2 separate regions of the Homo sapiens genome follow, and region 1 is linked to region 2. The links are chromatin loops, found by intact Hi-C in ENCODE. Cell type or tissue: HepG2. All regions are shown on one strand. Links, peaks and the distances in the headings refer to the core of each region. The heading gives the core; the rest is flanking DNA.

Region 1 (9,192 bases), core at 4,388-6,887, 330 kb before region 2:
GGAACCTACTGCAGATAAAGTCCCGTCACTTGCACAGTCCTTTCAGCTGCCTGCCAGTTGTTTCTGTGGAAGGGAAAGCCTGATGAGTGAGAGCCCTATGCCATACTCCTTTGTAGTGTCAGGGTGCCTGCACAGAACTGCACGAAACTGTCTACCTAGAGATTTCTAGATGCTTTCAATAACACAGAGCTAAAAAGATGCCACCTTTGAAGTTCCCTTTCCTCTGAACAGTGAAACAAAATGCCTAAGAGTTTCTGAGTGCTAATGAACTACTGGTATTATCAAGTTGATAGGTCTATACTAACCAAGTAGAAAAAAGTCTATACTAATCAAGTAGAAAAAAGACAAAAATGGATCAAGTAGAAATAAGACTGACGGGAAAAATACACACACACACACACACACACACACAAGTGACAGACCTGTTATCATCCAAGGAGAGAAAAGGCTATACCCACAAGAGTCAAGCTGTAACATCAACAAATGAATGCTAAAACTCACGGAACTTCCTGTCTACCCATTTTTAAAAGATGTCATCAAGTATATCATGCTCAGGGTAAATTATACCATGGATCCAAATGCCTGCTTGTAAAATCCCAGATATTTTCTTGGTGGGATCAGTAAGTGGGTAAAAGGGGGAGGGATTAAGAGGGGAGGGAATTCTTCAGATTTTTTAAAATACGAAAAATGAAAACCAGCAGCATGATTCCATAAGAAATTCTAAAAAGAGGGAAAAAATGTGTATCTCAGAAAGTACACAAACTCTTACTAAGGATCAAACTAAAAGGAAAGAATAAAGAGAAATAATAGAAAACTGGGAAACCCAACATACTTAAGAACCTCCTTCCTCTCACAGAACTATGAATGGCTAATAACTGTCTCCAGTAAGAATATATACATATCATTCATTTACAAGTTCAGCTACATAACCAAAGAAATTATATTTTCTTTCTAATGCCAAATGCAGTCTTCAATCTGAATGTTGTGCTTCATAAGGCAGAACAAAACATTCCTATAAGAAACTTTAAAAGCATTAACCTTTAGCAAAAGAACTGATGAAGAAACAAAATACTAATTAAAACGGTGATTCCAGCTTTTACTTTAATAGCACCATATTTAAAATGAAATTACTTACCTCTGATTCTTTGTCACTTAAAGATCCCAAGCTTCCAAAACTGTGATTAGAGCTTTCGTTATTTGTTGAGGCCTGTTAAAGATTTTTTAAAAGGTAAAAATTAGGAGTAATTTTTTTAAAGCAGCGGGAATAATTTTAAACAAACATATTACAAAGTAGATAATCTATCTTCATAAATAAATAAAGTATAATTCCTTAAAACAAGGAAGCCAAATGAGGTAAAAATAAGAAATACTAAATTCTTAACACTATATACTTTGAAAAGTTTTATCAAGTCAATAAAGTTCTGCTGTGTTTTAGGAACTGACTTCTATTAGCTGGTTTTTTAAATCCCAGTTCAAAAGCAAAGGAACTGGGCCATTGTTAGGATGACAAGATCCCTAAAATTATTACTCAATGTATTAAAAACTAATGCTACCTTTGGCTGAAAGTATTATTTGGGCTCTTCAGGTCCCTTCACAATTATCAAATTCCATCATGTCTGAAACACACCTCTTTGCCTTTCTCTGTATTAACAAACTGTCCTGTTTTTCTTTTTTTTAAAATTTGTTTTAACTCTATCTCTTCAAAAACATCTTTGACCATCTCGACCATTTTAATTAATTGCTTTGCTCAAGAATTTCTCCATTTCCTTGACAATATTTTTGAACTGTAACAAAGAAAGAGCTAACATTCTGTAGGATGATGTCTGCTTTGTTTCCAATACGCTTCTATGATACTTATTATCTTGTGCACTTTTTTGTACCATCAGTACATCAGATCATAGTCTTCCAGAAATGCTTAGACCAGGTGGCTGACAGATTATGGCATATATGTCAAAGATGATGCAAGAATTAACATTACATACAGGCAAGCCAATTGATATCCTCATGTTTCACCTCACTTGTAACAGGAGTGGCTGCTAATCCTACTATTAACAGGTTGCCAGTTAGACTATAATTATATAATTGAAATTAGATTAATTTCCAAAGTGACAACTCTGAGCCATTGCATACATGCCCAGTACTATGCTGGATACTGTAAAAGCTGCTGTCAACAAAGGATAGCGCTTGAACTAATTACAATTCAAGTAGTACTTGGAATAAGTTATAATCTAATTATGGCAAGATTATCAAATTTGAAACAGCAGCAATTAAGAAGTAATACATTAGAAAGATTCTGGGACAATAAGGGCAGTGGCAAAGTGTTTGAGCATCTGTAAATACCCACCAAAAAAATGTATAAAACTAAATAGTAAACCAAAAACCCACAGACTGTATTTACAACAAAACTAGGTGACAAGAATCTCCATGAATCCCCCTCAAAACATCAGATGGAAACAAGTCAACAACAACCATAGATAATGTATGGTATCATTATCAATATGGGAGGAAACAGAAAGAAACAGATGTCTGATAACCGAGAACAAAAGACACCTAAAACAGCCAACAAGTTAGGTACAGAAGCTAGGTTAACTTAAGTACAGAAGGGTTTTGCACTTTCAATTAGTGACTAAGTGGGAGGAGTCCACGGTTACATTTAAAAAGTGAGAGCAGTCTAGCCTCCACGAATCCTTGAAACGGATCTTTACATAACAGGGTGGTACAATGAGTACAAATTACTGGGTGTGGAATGAAAATTGAGTACTATATAGGTACAATTACAATAATGGAAAGAGAATATTCAGATAAAGAAGGGAGGGAACACAGCCTAGCAATCTCAGAAAGCAAATGCCACAGTTTTGAAGCGTGCCTAAAAACAGCAGTAGAGAAAGCCCTGTAAGAAAAGCCATCCTGAACCACACCAACCATTTAAGTGTTCAGGAAATCCAATTTCACATGAAAGTAGGCAAAAGAAAATTATGCAGGTCATAAAGGTATAAGAAAAAATAAAGTAAGATACAGAATAACATCCAGATAATAAAAGCATACCAGGAACACACATCCACAAAATAGGTAAAAATTGTAACCTACTATTTTAAAATGAACTAAGAGATATTACAAAAAGGACTCAAGACATGAAACAACTATATAAATCAGATTTCAAAAAACTCGGAAATAAGGTAACAGAACTCAAGAAAGCATTAAAAATAAAAGTTTCAGAAATAAAAAGTATATCTGAATGAACCCAAGAGCAAATATATACAGTAGATAATGCTTTAAGATAACCAGAAGGCAAAAAACAGGGACATTTTTGAAATCAAAAGAAATGAAGAGATGAAAAGTATTTGAGAGTAAGCTACAGCTGATGATGAAGCAACAAAGATCAATATACAGATAACAGAAGACCCTAAAAACTACTAAAGCCAGAAAATAGTAAAAACTGTAATTCAAGAAAATGTCTCTGATGGCTGGGCACAGTGGCTCATGCCTGTAATCCCAGCACTTTGGGAGGCGGAGGCGGGCAGATCACCTGAGGTCAGGAGTTCGAGACCAGCCTGACCAACATGGTGAAACCCTGTCTCTACTAAAAATACAAAATTAGCCAGGCGTGATGGTGCACACCTGTAATTCCCAGATACTTGGGAGGCTGAGGCAGGAGAATCACTTGAATCTGGGAGGCAGAGGTTGCAGCGAGCCAAGATCACACCATTGCACTCCAGCCTGGGCAACAAGAACAAAACTCCATCTCAAAAAAAAAAAGAAAAAAAAATGTCTCTGACATTTTCAGTTGTCAGTCTCTTGTTGTCAGTTGTTGTTTTTTAAATGTTCAATTAAAAAAATTGAAACTACTGACAGAGCACCATGCACACCTAGGAATAACAACCCAGAAAGCGAACATCAAAGGCAAACACTTTATGCCAGACAAAAATGGAGTGACATAAGCTATTCAAGGAAAGAAAATAAAAGCAAAGTGTTTTATATTCAGTAAAATCCATTTTAAACACATGGAAAGCATAGATAAACGGTTACCAAAAATGCAAGCAATTAGGGAACCCTGCTCCCATGAGCCCTTCCTAAAGAATCTACTACAGAACAAGCTTAAGACAACCAAAATGAATAGTTTACCAGTCTAAGAACTGAAGGCAAGCAATAATATGACTTATTGTTGATCAAGATTAAATGATAATGACAAGGGAGAGGATATAATATTTAATGACTAAATGCATGCAAAGTTAATAGTACAGTATTTTTAAAACTAGGGGATGGAAAGCATACACAAAATAATTGTTTTCAGTACCCACTTTGTTCACTGTGCTAATGTTATTTTGAGACAGCTATGTGTGTGAAATACAGAATAAAGTAAAATAATTAAGGGATATCCAATTCTATCCTCTGCTTCGTATCTTCGAATTTCATAATTCACAGTATAAAGATGCATATGAAAAAAACCTTATAATCCTGAGTTTGAATAGGAAATATCAATAAAAATTCATGAAATATTTTTATCTTTTAAAACAAACAATAAAAATATAAGTAGGTAGGTAGATGAATAAGATTCCACCACCAGTAAAAACAGAATACCTTATTTTCTACAGATAACTATATATAAATCCTGGAAAAAAAGGATTTAAAAAAGCCACTACCTGAACCAAAAGTAGGCAGAATCTAAGTACAAGACAACACTTAGAAGAAGGGAACAGAGGCTGGGTGCAGTGGCTCGCGCCTGTAATCCCAGCACTTTGGGAGGCCTAGACAGGCAGACTTCTTGAGGTCACAAGTTCAAAACCAGCCTGGCCAACATAGTGAAACCCCGTCTCTACTAAAAATACAAAAAACAGCCAGGCGTCATGGCGCATGCCTGTAATCCCAGCTACTAGAGAGTCTGAGGCAGGAGAAATGCTTGAATCTGGGAGACAGAGGTTAAAGTGAGCAGAGATCGCACCACTATATGCCAGCCTGGGCAACAGAGCAAGACTCCGTCTCAAAAAAAACAAACAAAAAAAAAAAACAGAAAAAAAAAGAAGAGGAGAAGAAGGGAATAGATCTGGGTAGGTTTCCTGTTTTTACAGCTTTTGCTGAGGGGAAGGTCCCGGAGATCAGAGCTGCACAAACAGCAGTTGAAACCCAGATCAAAATCTTTAGTCTTACTGGCTTGAAAAACAAGAGTTTCAAGCTTCCAAAGAGGCTGCAAAGTAAGGAGGGATACGCTGGAAAATAAAGATCCACAAAGGGAGAGTCCCAAATTCTGCATATTAACTCTGCCTACTTCTTTGGCTGGTCAGTGATCTATGCAAAAACGGAGCAGACGATAAGCAGCCTAGATAAGACTAAAACAACTAGCAGGGATGTCAGTGCTGCCCTCTGCAGGGAGACATAGCTTAAATTTCAGTCTAGCCAAGTTAACTGCCTCCTAAAACAAAGAAAAACAAACAAAAAACAGTCTCCAAAGTCACTGTAATGTGTCATTCACAGCGTGGAGGATACAATAAAAATTTGTAATCATATGAAGAAACAAGAAAAAGTGACCCATACTCAAGAGGAAAGACAATCAATAGATACTAATCATGAAGTAACACAGATTTGGAATCAGCAAATAAATAACATAAAGCAGCTAATATAAGTAGCTCAAACGACAAGATTGGAAATTTCAGCAGACAAATAAAAACCGTAAAAAGAGCTGAACGTAAATTCTACAACTGAAAATTTCACTCTCTAAAATAGAAAACTTACTGAATGGGCTTAACAGAAGAATGGAAAAAGAGTACTGAAGATAGGTCAAGAGAAATTACTCAAACTAAAGAACAGAGAAAAAAATATTGAAAAATAGTGTCTGTTGGACACCATGAAGCAGTCTAAGATACATGTAACTGGGGTCATAAAATGAGAAAAATATGCAGAAAAAAATATTTGAAAAAATGACAGCCAGAAAAATCCCAAAATTTGGCAAAGACATTAATTTACAGATTGAAGTTCACTCAATCTCCCAAGCAGGATAACTACAAAGAAAACCACACCTACGCACATCATAGTCAAACTGCTGAAAAACCAAAGATAAAGAAAACAATCTTGAAAGCAGCTGGAGAAAGTACACATGAGAACAAAAAAGGATAAAAGTAACAGTTGACTTGTCATCATAAATGCTGGAGGCCAACTTCACTCTGGAAATAGTGAGCTAGGAGAACTCTGTACTAAGATGCATAAGGCACAGCTGAGAAAACAGAGAAGGTTAAGTAGAAAGTCTACACTAAAGAGACCCTTAGGCCCTTTCTTGTTCTCAATTCTAAAAAGTTAGCAGCCAAGCTTTTACTCCACAGGTATGAGATGATAAAAATCTCTCTCTGGGAGATTCTATAAGTCCCTCAGAGAAATGACTTAACTAGATCATCCTACTGCAAAACCCATCCATGGCTGGGTATGGTGGCTCACACCTATAATCCCAGCACTTTGGGGGGCTGAAGTAGACGGATGGCTTGAGCCCAGGAGTTTGAGACCAGCCTGGGCAACATGGTGAAACCCTGTCCCTACAGAGGAAAAAAAAAATTAGCCAGATGTGGTAGCATGTACCAGCAGTCCCAGCTACTCAGGAGGCTAAGGTAGGAGGATCACTTGAGCCCAGGAGATAGAGGCTGCAGTGAGCTGTGACAGTGCCACTGCGCTCCACCCTGAGCGACTGAGACCCTGTATCAAAAACACCCCAAAAAACAAAACCCATCCATCAGTCAGTAAACCCTGCCCAGTTACACAGTTTCCAGTAAGTGTTTAAGTGCCTAATGCACAGATATGAACAAAGTCCAATATCACTCAAAAAATTCTTCCAGAACTGGAAAGCATGTTTCTGGATTGGAAAGACACATTTTTAAAAAATCAAGCACAATGGCTTAAAGAAAACCAAACCAAGATACATCAGAATAAATAATTTCAAATTCTAGAGACAAACACAAGCTCCTAAATAAAAGCTTCGAGGGAAGAACAAATAGAGTATTTACAAAGAATCAGGAATCAGAATGGCATTGGAGTGTGCAACAGTAACACTGGAAGCTAGAAGACAATGGAACAATGCCTTCAAAATTCTGAGAAAATGATTTCCAACCTAGAATTCTACCCGTCAGATACACTAAAAACAAAGTGGGAGGAGGAAAATATGCAAGGTCTCAAAAATTTCACTACCCATATATCTTTCCTCAAGAAGCAACCAGAGAATCTGCTCCACCAAAAACAAAGAAATAAAGCAAGAAAGAGAAGATATGGGATACATGAAATAGCTCAAACACAGGACAGACACAAAAGTCTCCCTGATCCTATGATGATCTTGGCTCACTGCAAACTCCACTTTCCGGGCTCAAGTGATTCTGCCTCAGCCTTCTGAGTAGCTGGGATTACAGACATGTGCCACCATGCCCGGCTACTTTTTGTATTTTTGGTAGAGACAAGGTTTCGCCATGTTGGCCAGGCTGATCTCGAACTCCTGGCCTCCCAAAGTGCTGGGATTACAGGAGTGAGACACCACATTTGGCCTGGCTTTGAAATTATGAACATGAATTGTGTGTCTTTTCCTTCTTGATTTGTAGGAATTCTTTCCATATTCAGGACATGAATCTATGGTTTGCCTTTTCACACCTTACTGTGTCATTTCAACGTAGTTACATTTATCAAATGTTTTTCTTCTTGGCTACTGCCTTTTGGAACCTATTTATGAAATCTCTGCCAATCTAAGGTAATGAAGACAGTCTATTCATTTTATTAAAGTTTTATTGCTTTACCTTTCCCATTTAAATCTACAATTTACTTGAAATTGATTTTTCTATCATGATAAGAGTTCAAAGTGAAGAGTTATTTATTTTCCCTTATAGATATCCAATTGATACAGCACATCTATTTTAACGATCAACTCTTTCCCACTGCACTGCAATATCACCTTTGTCATAGATCAAGTTACTATTTACAGATGGGTCTACTGCTGGACTTTATTCTCTTTCATTGGTCTATTTTTCTATCCATGTCAATATCAGACTGACTTAATAACTAACTTTCTCTTTATTTTTTAAGAGACCAGGTCTTGCTCTGTCACTCAGGCTGGAGTGCAGTGCAGTGGCATGATCATAGCTCACTGCACCCTCGAACTCCTGGGCTCACGTGATCCTCCCGTTCAACCTCTTAAGTAGCTGGGATTACGGGCACAAGCCACCGTGCCTGGTTTAATTTTATCAATAATACCACAAAATATTCTTGATATCTAGTAGTATAATTCTCCCAGCTCTGTTATTGTCCTTTAAGGCTGCCTAGACCATTCTTGGTCTTTACATTTTTATATAATTTTGGAATCAGCTTGTTACTTTCCACCCTCCCCAAAATCCTGCTGGGATTTTAATTGGTATTGCACTGAAGCTACAAATCGATTTAGTAAGAACTGATAGCTTTATAACATTGAGTCTTCCAATATTTGAATATTGCATCTCATTTACTAAGGCCTTTTCTGATTTCACTGTTTTACAGTTTTCAGTGAAGATGTCTTGAGTATCTTTTGTAAGATTTATTTCAACTTATATTTTTATTATAAAGATTTAATAACATATTTATATTAACAATTTTTAATACTGTATATGGTACCTTTCTAAAACTTCATTTTCTACTTTCTACTTATTTGTTGTTGATATGCAGAAAATATAACTGGTTTTAATATATGATTTATAATCAATGACCTTAACTAATTTACTTATTAGTTTTAATTATTTTTAGATTCCTTGTGATTTTTCTCTAGATCATAATCATGTTATGGGGATAATCTTTATTTCTTGATATGAGTGCTGCTTACATCACTGTGTTCAGTTTGTGAACATTCATTGAGTGTACTTATGATTTGTGCATTATTCTAAATGTAGTGAGGAAGAGAACTACTTATCGCCTATGCTATTTATTTGAACGGTTTTTTGCTACAAAGTCATCAAATCCTTGGGATTTTCCTAGGTATTCACTTTCTAAAATCATGTATTTAAAAAGGTTAAATTTCAGTATTAATTCTTTGGAGACTAAAGCTGGTAATATTTCCCCATAGATAAGCACTCATTTATTCTTAATGCTTTTTATACCAGAATTCATTCTCTATCAATAAAAATATCTTTCCTAGCTCCACTATAACTCCACTTTATAAGGCTTTTTATTGGTAATGTTGCCAAAAGTTTAGTAAAAAGAACAATA
Region 2 (9,192 bases), core at 3,835-6,334:
TTTTATTTAAATGGAACATATACAGTGGGAAAGATCCCTCTACAAATTCAACATAAAATAATATGAAATACCTAGGAATAAACCTAGCCAGAAATATACAAGACCAATATGAAGAAAGCTATACAACTGTACAGAGGGACATGGAAGACAATTTTAATAAGTAGGAAGACAGTACATGGGTTTCTGGGGCTGAAGATTCAATACTGTAAAAATATAAATTCTCACCAAATCATCTATAAAATTAAAGTAATTCCAACAGAAATTCCAAAAATGTTTTGGGAGAACTTTAACAAATAATTTAAAAGTTCATCTGGACAAATAAACATGCAGGAAGCACCAGAAAAATACTACAGGGAGAAAGAGTGATGTGATTGTGTTGGGTGGAGTTGGGGGATGGTGTGTACCTGTCCTTCCAGACATTACAACACACTGTCAAACAGATAAGTCTTGGGCATACCTCTAACACAGGAGATACAGTCAAAGCAAATGGAACAGAATAGAAAGTCCAGAAACGAGTTAGAATACATATATAAGAATTCCATTTGTAATAAAGTTAGTATTTCAAATTAGTGGGTTAGAGCTGGCCTATTCAAAGATGTATATTAAGAAAAGGGCCACCCGTTTGGAAAAAAAAGGTACATCGCTACTCCATATCTAACATCAAAATAAATTCCAGATGAGTTAAACTTTTAAATGTGAAAAATTAAATCTTTATTAGTCTAGGAAAAAAGTGAATATTTTCCCAAAAAATGGGGTAAAAAAGACTCTTAAACATGATACCAAAGCCACAAACTATTTAAAAAAGGAGAACAAGACAAATAGATTGCTTACATTTAAATGTATGGGAAAATATGCTATAAAAGACACTGGTGGAAATAACCTGCAAAATATTACAATGTGTTAGTTTATAAGGAATGCTTAGAAAATAATAAGTAGAAATGACCTCAGCAGGAAATGTGCTAATGCTATGAATAAGCATTTACTAAAGAAATGCAGATGGCCACTAGACACTTGAAACTGTTCATCACACTAATAATAAATGTCTCTTTAGGATTCTTTTGACTGCAAATAACAGAAGGCACTACTCAAAGTGGCTTAAATGATAAGGAAATAATATCTGTCATAACTGAAAGCCCAAAGATTGGGCAAGTTCCAGGTAAGGTTTCATCTGCTATTCTACAATGTCATCGAGGATCCAGGTTCCTGCCATTTCTCCATCCTGCTCTCCGCAGCATCACCTTCATCCTAAGGCTAAGTCCCTCTGTCAATTACAAAATGGCTGCAGCAGTCCCAAGCATCACACAGACATGGCAACATCCAGCAAAAGAAAAGGACCATCTCTTTCTGTGTCTCTTTTTAGGGAGGAGGAAACTTATCCACAACTTCCCAGCCAGACTTGCTCTCAGATTTCACTGGCCAGAATTTGGTCACAAACTATTCCCAAATCAATCTCTGGTAAGAGAATCTTAAACTAGAAGTTCTCAGAGTATGGTTCACGAATTCCTGGGGAACCCTACCCCCCTTTAGGCAGTCTTCAAAAGGCTAAAATTATTTTCATGATAATATCAACATATTATTTGCCTTAAAAAAAAAAAACACTGTAGTGCCATTTGCACCAATGGTGCACAGGCAATGTGGATAAAAGCATTAGCACCTTTGCCTAAATCAAAACAGTGGCATCAAACTATACAGAAGATCACTGTCTTCTTCACCAACTATGGACTCACAGAAAAAAAAAAAAGGCAGTTTCACGTAAGCATTTCCTTGATGAAGCAATAAAAATTGTTTTCACAGAGCATCATTTTAACTTTGGTATTTTCTCAAAAATAAATGAAGTAAGACTGCCAAGAAAACAACTGACACCATTTGTTGCCTTTGATAAAATTTAAGCTTTTAAGCAAAAATTAGAATTCTGGAAAACCTGTGTTCACCACTATAAGCCTAACAGCTTTCTAATTCTTAAACACTGTTCAGATGAGAACAAGATATTTTTGGCACTATAAAATGAAATGTGTCAACATTTGGAAGACCTATACAACTCAATGAGCCAGTATTTTCCAGATGACCAACATAAGATGATACAAAATCAAGCACGGGCTAAAGATCCAGTCAAAGTATAATACAAGACAGACCAATGGATTTTAATGTAGCAGAATATGAAAAATTCACTGACAAGGCTTCAAATTGTAATATTGCAATTAACCTTTAAGATACTACCACTTACTGGGATTTGGTGTAGTAGTAAAGTAGAATACCCATATTCATCTGAAGAGACAAAGCACTCCTCCCCTTTCTAACCACTTATAAAATATATCTGTGTGAGATCAGATTTCTTCACATATATCAACCAGAACAACATATCACAACAGACTTAATGCAGAAACAGATATAAGAATCCAGTCATCTCTTAGGTGAGACATTGAGATTTGCAAAAAATGTAAAACAATGCCATTCTTCTAATATTTTTCTTTTGGAAAATATTTTTTATAAAAATATGCCATAATAACATACAATGGGTTTATTAGTCTTATTTTTAAATCACTTAATAATGCAGTTTTTACAGGTGTTGTGATAAAAAAGATTTAATAAATATTTAAACAATTAATTTTTTCTTAGGTTACATTTCAAATGTAGTAAATATCCATAGCTACAAGCCACATAAACAAATGTTCTTTGGAGCCTTTATAATTTTTTAGTGTCTAGAGGTCCTGAGACCAAAAAGCTGGAGACTCGCTGCCTTAGATTAATTTTCTGGGTGATATGGATAGCGGAAAGCCCATCACACAGAAAACAGTAAAATAATCTTCTGTCATTTTGGCGAAGGTAAAAACACTGTGATAAATGGTGTGCAGGAACAGGCATTCTGGCAAACTGAGGGGGCACTGAACTGAGAGACCTTTCCTGAGGGGGCTTTGGTAATACATATGAAAATTTTAAAGAAAAAATTAGAAAGAAAATTTCGTTTCTAAAAATATATCCTATGGATATAATCAGAAGAATATATTAAGGATTTGTCATAGCATTATTTGTATATTACACTGAAAAACTACAATACAAATATTAATTTTTAGAAGACTGACTAAATTATTGTACATGCATAGAAAGGAAAATTATGTAGCTGCTTAAAAATGTTGCTAAAGCCAGGCACAGTGGCTCATCCCTGTAATTCCAGCCCTTTGAGAGGCCAAGGTGGGCGGATCACCTGAGGCTGGGAGTTTGAGACCAGCCTGACCAACGTGGAGAAACCCCATTTCTACTAAAAATACGAAATTAGCTGGGTGTGGTGGTACATGCCTGTAATCCCAGCTACTCGAGAGGCTGAGGCAGGAGAATTGCTTGAACCCGGGAGGCGGAGGATGCGGTGAGCTGAGATCGCACCACTGCACTCCAGCCTGGGCAACAAGAGCGAAACTCCGTCTCAAAAAAAAAAAAAAACATCTTGCTAAAGGCTGGCCCCAGTAGCTCACACCTGTAATCCCAGGACTTTGGGAGGCCAAGACAGGCAGATCATTTGAGGCCAGGAGTTAAAGACCAGACTGGGAAACATAGTGAGACCCCCATCTCTACAAAAAATTAAAAAATTAGCTGGGCATGGTGGTGTGTACCTGTGGTCCCAGCTTCTTGGGTGGCTGAGGCAGGAGGATGACTGGAATCTGGGAGGTTGAAACTGCAGTGAGCCATAATTGCACCACTGCACTCCAGCCTAGGTGACAGAGTGAGGCTCTGTTTCTGAAAAAAAAAAAAAAGGTTACTAAAACCCTAAATTTATTGGTATGTGATATGGTTTGGCTGTGTCTCCACCCAAATCTTATCTTGAATTGTAGCTCTCATAATTCCCACATGTTGCGGGAGGCATCTGGTGGGAGATAAATGAATCATGGGGGCGGTTTCTCCCATACTATTCTCGTGGTAGTGAATAAGTCTCACGAGATCTGATGGTTTTATAAGGGGAAACCCCTTTCACTTGGCTCACATTCTCTCTCTTGCCTGCTGCCATGTAAACTGTGCCTTTTGCCTTCTGCCATGATTGTGAGGCCTCCCCAGCCACATGAAACTGTGAGTCCATTAAACCTCTTTTTCTTTATAAATTACCCAGTCTGGGGTATGTCTTTATCAGCAGGATGAAAATGAACTAACATGGTATGAAAAGATGTCCATGATTTATTAGGTAGAAAAAAAAAGTCAGGTACAAGATAGTATTTATAGTACGGTCTCATCTTAAAAAATTAATGTCTATATACCAAGAAACATGCATATGCATAGGGAAAGTCTAGTAGAATTTATAGCAGTTGTCACTGATTGAAAGGCTCACAGATCTTCCTTGCATTTTCTTCTTAATATATCTCGAAATCTTTTTTTTTTTTTTTTTTTTTTTGACAGAGTCTCACTCTGTTGCCCAGGCTGGAGTGCAGTGGCGCGATCTTGGCTCACTGCAACCTCTGCCACCCGGGTTCAAGCAATTCTCTGCCTCAGCCTCCCAAGTAGCTGGGATTATAGGCCCCTGTCACCATGCCTGGCTAATTTTTGTATTTTTAGTACAGGTGGGGTTTCACCATGTTGGCCAGGCTGGTCTTGAACTCCTGACCTTGTGATCCACCCGCCTTGGCCTCCCAAAGTGCTGGGATTACAGGCATTAGCTACCACGCCTGGCCTAAAATATTCTTTTTTCTATGTAAACCCAAATTACCTTTATAATTAGAAAATATAAAAATATTTTAAAATCACTAAATATACAAATTCTATATAATACTCATGAGTAGAGGATCCACTCTAGGGAATAAAAGATGGTATAATAGGCAGTAGGTGACAGCAACACTAGAATGCTGGATTCTGGACCCAAATAGCCAAGGGTAAATGTCCAGAGAAGAGTTGCTTAAAAGACCTCTAATTGTCAGACTGGGTAAGGCAGATGATTATGGATGCTGATTAAGGTGGAGCAAAGAACCAGGAAGTAGAAAGAAATTATTAGAAAAGGAAAAGGGTAACAGGAGAATGTGGGAAACCAACAGCCCATGCTAGAATGCTGAATTCCAGTTATCTAGAAACCTCCTATTCATCAACTATGGCAGGCACTTGCTACACTGTTGTTTGACATTATGGCTGCTCTCTCTTTCCATTTGATGACTGTGTTTCTGACGCGCCAGGATCGTTTCATTTATAGTACTTGTTAATCATCAGACAGAAAACACAGATGGTACCAGTCAGGTCTGCCCAGCCTTGCTGCTGAAGCTGGAGTCAGCTCCTAGGAAAGCTCGTGCACCCTCTGCTGGTCATCTCTACACCAGGACAAGAGGATCTGTGTCCAAAGGAGGTAGGTAGCTTCCCATATCACAGGGATTCACCTTTGTATTCTCCAGCTAATTTCAGTGAAGACTTTGGGAACCATTTCCTCAAACTGCCACCTCAAACAGACAATTCCAGACTAAAACAATGCCTTCCTTTATTATGCCAAAGAGAAACATCCTAAAAACTAAAGTGCTGTGAGAAAATTTTCCATCAAGAGCATTTTAAGTTCAACGATTTCACCTTATTACTTAATAATTAAAGGTGTCCAGATGGCTGCAACACTTAATATGGCTATAAAGCTCCATTAGCCTTTACTCTGGTTGAAAATCTGAGAACCACTCTAACAGATCTTATTTGTACAGATTTTATAACTTACAAAAGCTCTCACATTCATTTTCACATCTGATCTTCAACTATCCTGTAAGTGAGGGACAAGGGTGGGAAAAGCATTTCTGTTATCACTGTTGTACAGATGCAGGAGCTGAGGCTCGAGCACTTGGTCACATAGCCACAAGAGCCCACTCTCCAAGCAGGCTCCTGACTCCAGATTCTATGTTCTACTTAGTACGCTATTCCATCTGAGCTGCTGATCCATCAGAAGTTTTCTAAAGAGTTGGCATGAATTTTAGCAGAGAGGTAAAAGACCGGAAATACATGTTTCCATAATACATCCCACTTTTGCTTCAAATGTCATCTAAATTTTAGATGCTGAACCCTACATCTGAGGGGTTTGCATTGCAGGCAGTGCTTTTCCCAAAAAGAACATCAGCTTAACAAGGGAAGTGGATATCTTAGTAAGAAATCTACTGAAAACCAAATAAAATTAACTTAGAATTTCTATGTGTGGCATGTCTATGCCCATAAAAAGTAGATCCTGTCAGGCTTTGTAGCTTTCACTAAGTCAGTGCTATATATGAAGCATGAAACTGGGTTGGGGATTCTCAAGTTCTGGTCCTGCTTTCTCTTGAATCTTTATAATCTCGATGATTTTCCCCATGAAAACAAAGTATTATGGATACTGTTCTGTTGGAGTGCCAAGCTAAAAATCAGTATGCTGAAGAAGAGAGATGCAGTGAAATTTAGCCATAATCACCAAAACTAAAGAACAAAAGTAGTAATAATAAATAGATTCAAACAATTATATAAGGTTTGCTTTGTGCTAGGCACTACTCCAAGTCATACACATGCACACACACACAAATTCATTTAGTCCTCCCAAGAATCTTCACTAACAGATAAAGAAATTGAAGCACAGAGAAGTTAAGTAGTTCTAGTTACTTAAGGTAGCCAGGGTTACACAGATACTAAGCAGTGAGGCTGAGATCTGAACCCAGGCAGGCTGGTACGTGAGTTCATCTTCTTAATTACTAAGTTGTGCTATCCCTATATAGTGGTGTCTACCATATTCCTGCTGCATTTTTAAAGTAAACTTTTAATTTCAGATTTATAAAAATGTTACAGATAGTACAGAGAGTTTCCATATATGTGATATAGTTTCCCCCACTATTAAATCTTACATTATTATGGTATATTTATTATAATTAACAACTCAATAGTAATACATTATTATAAACTTAAGTCCATACTTTATTCAATTTCCTTAATTTTTATCTAATGTCCTTTTTCTGTTCCGGGACCCCTTATTACATGAGATCATGTCATCATGTCTTTTTTTTTTGAGATGGAGTCTCACTCTGTCATCCAGGCTGGAGCGCAGTGGCGCAATCTCGGCTCACTGCAAGCTCCGCCTCCTGGGTTCACGCCTTTCTCCTGCCTTAGCCTCCCGAGTAGCTGGGACTACAGGTGCCCGCCACCATGCCCGGCTAATTTTTTGTATTTTTAGTAGAGATGGGGTGTCACTGTGTTAGCCAGGATGGTCTCGATCTCCTGACCTCATGATCCACCCGTGTCAATCTCCCAAAGTGCTGGGATTACAGGTGTGAGCCACCGCACCCGGCCATGTCATCATATCTTCTTAGGCTCCTATTTATTCTGACAGTATCTCAGATTTTCCTTGTTTATGAAGACCTTGACAGTTTTGAGGTATACTAGTCGGGGTTTAACAGGTTTCTCCCCACTGTTAAGGTATATGCCCCTTTTACATAGTGTACTCTTTGGAAGGAAATCATTATGCAGAGCCCACATTTAAAAAGTGGGCACTTAGGCTCTACCTCCTTAAGGGCAGAATATCTACACAAAATATTTGGAATTCTTTTGCATGGACGATTTGTCTCTTCTCTCCCATTCATTTATTTATTCAATCCTTTATTTATATCAGTACAGACCAGGGATACTTATGTTATACTTCATGTTATAACTAAATACTAACAGTTATTTTGCTGCTCAAATTATTTTGAGCTTTGGCCATTAAGAGCTCTTTCAAGCCAGGCATGGTGGCTTATGCCTGGGATTATAATCCCAGCACTTTGGGAGGCCGAAGCTGGAGGATCACCTAAGCTCAGGAGTTCAAGACCAGTCTGGACAACATGGCGAAACCCCATCTCTACCAAAAATACAAAAAATTAGCCAGGCATAGTAGCATGTGCCTGTGGCCCCAGCTACTTGGGAGGCTGAGGTGGGAAGACTGCTTGACCCCAGGAGGCGGAGGCTGCAGTGAGCCGAGATCATGCCACTGTACTCCAGCCTGGGTGACTATACTCCAGTATAAGTATAGTCCGGTATGAGTATACTCCAGTATGAGTATAGTCACGCAGCGTGACAGAGTGAGACCCTGTCTCAAAAAAAAAAAAAAATCCTCTTTCAGTTGGCTCCTATATTCCTTTTGACATAGTTCCATCACTGTGTTTTTGTTTTTAGCACTTGCTTACTTTCTGGCACTCATTTTGTGTATTCCTTGATCTAGTCCTAGAAACAGCCATTTCTACAAAGAATCTTTGTTCCTTTTATTAGAGAATGGTCTGGGCACCAGGTGTGTTCCTTGCTACTAGGTTGTCCTTGCTTCTCAGTCCTCTCAAGGGACAAAGCAAGGAAATATAGGTGTGCATAATAAACCAAGTATATACATATATCTATATATAATGTGTTTCTATATGCATTCATCTGTATCTATATTAAACTAGAGTTCATACTACTAGCTCCAACTCTAATCTATTACCACACAGATAACTCCAGCCTTCCCTTCTTGCTTGTCTATAGCCTTCTACTCCAACAGTAAGAAACCTGGTTCCTATCATCACCATCCAGTTAATAATTGTTCGATTCTAGTACACCTGTATAGTGGTTTCAGAATTATTACCCCATACTGCCACAGGAAACTTTATCAACTGCAGTATAGTGCTTATGTACAGTTCCCATTGCCTTTAGTCTTACGGTCTCATTTCCAAAGTTACTCAGGTCAACACCTTTTCTCTGGCCCCCTTCAGTGAGGTTATTGCATACATTTGTAATACAGTTAGATTATTTTGTCACTCTGCATTCCATCCTGGAATCCCCACACTCCTGATATCATTTTAAAAATTCTGAACATGTTAAATTCCACTCTGTGCTGTACATAACACATGCATGGTGTCATGTACCCACCATTATAGTCTCAGACAAAATAGTTCCACCACCCTAAAAAAATCCCATGTGACTGATTTAAATCTCTCCCTTCCCCAAACTCCCTGTTTCTGTTACATTTTCTAAACAGAGAATGTACTGTATATCATTGCTTCTCATCCTTTCCCCTAACAACATGTTCACATTTATAAATATGTGATCTCACTTCAATCCTGAGTGTTCCCACCAAGCAGATGACTGAGTAAAACTTAGAGAAACAAAGTGTTGGCTGGGCACGGTGGCTCACACCTGTAATCCCAGCACTTTGGGAGGCCAAGGTGGGCGGATCACTTGAGCTCAGGAGTTCAAGACCAGCCTAGGCAATGTGGTGAAACCCTGTCTCTACAA

The links. Hi-C counts contacts between places; a loop is a spot of excess contacts. Peaks named below come from ENCODE experiments on the same cell type or tissue, not always from the same donor. Only the 100,000 strongest peaks of a DNase experiment are listed, where the experiment ranks them.
Region 1: a loop joins it to region 2, with 3.0 times the contacts of the local background. A loop is called at or near these places in 8 of 110 quality-filtered maps.

What each region holds. Positions count from the first base shown.
Region 1 is chr2:171,081,646-171,090,837 of GRCh38, forward strand. It overlaps TLK1 (tousled like kinase 1), which reads right to left. Exons shown (of 21, transcript NM_012290.5): 3 at 1,136-1,207. Among named protein-coding and RNA genes, the nearest start is that of TLK1, 75 kb to the right of the region's middle. In HepG2, for the core only: a CTCF peak has its summit at 5,360 (motif pointing left); a DNase peak (open chromatin) is centred at 5,356.
Region 2 is chr2:171,410,998-171,420,189 of GRCh38, forward strand. The region is part of intron 1 of METTL8 (methyltransferase 8, tRNA N3-cytidine); the gene reads right to left. Among named protein-coding and RNA genes, the nearest start is that of METTL8, 18 kb to the right of the region's middle. RefSeq lists enhancers at 5,050-5,159, 5,170-5,219. In HepG2, for the core only: a CTCF peak has its summit at 5,265 (motif pointing left); a DNase peak (open chromatin) is centred at 5,254.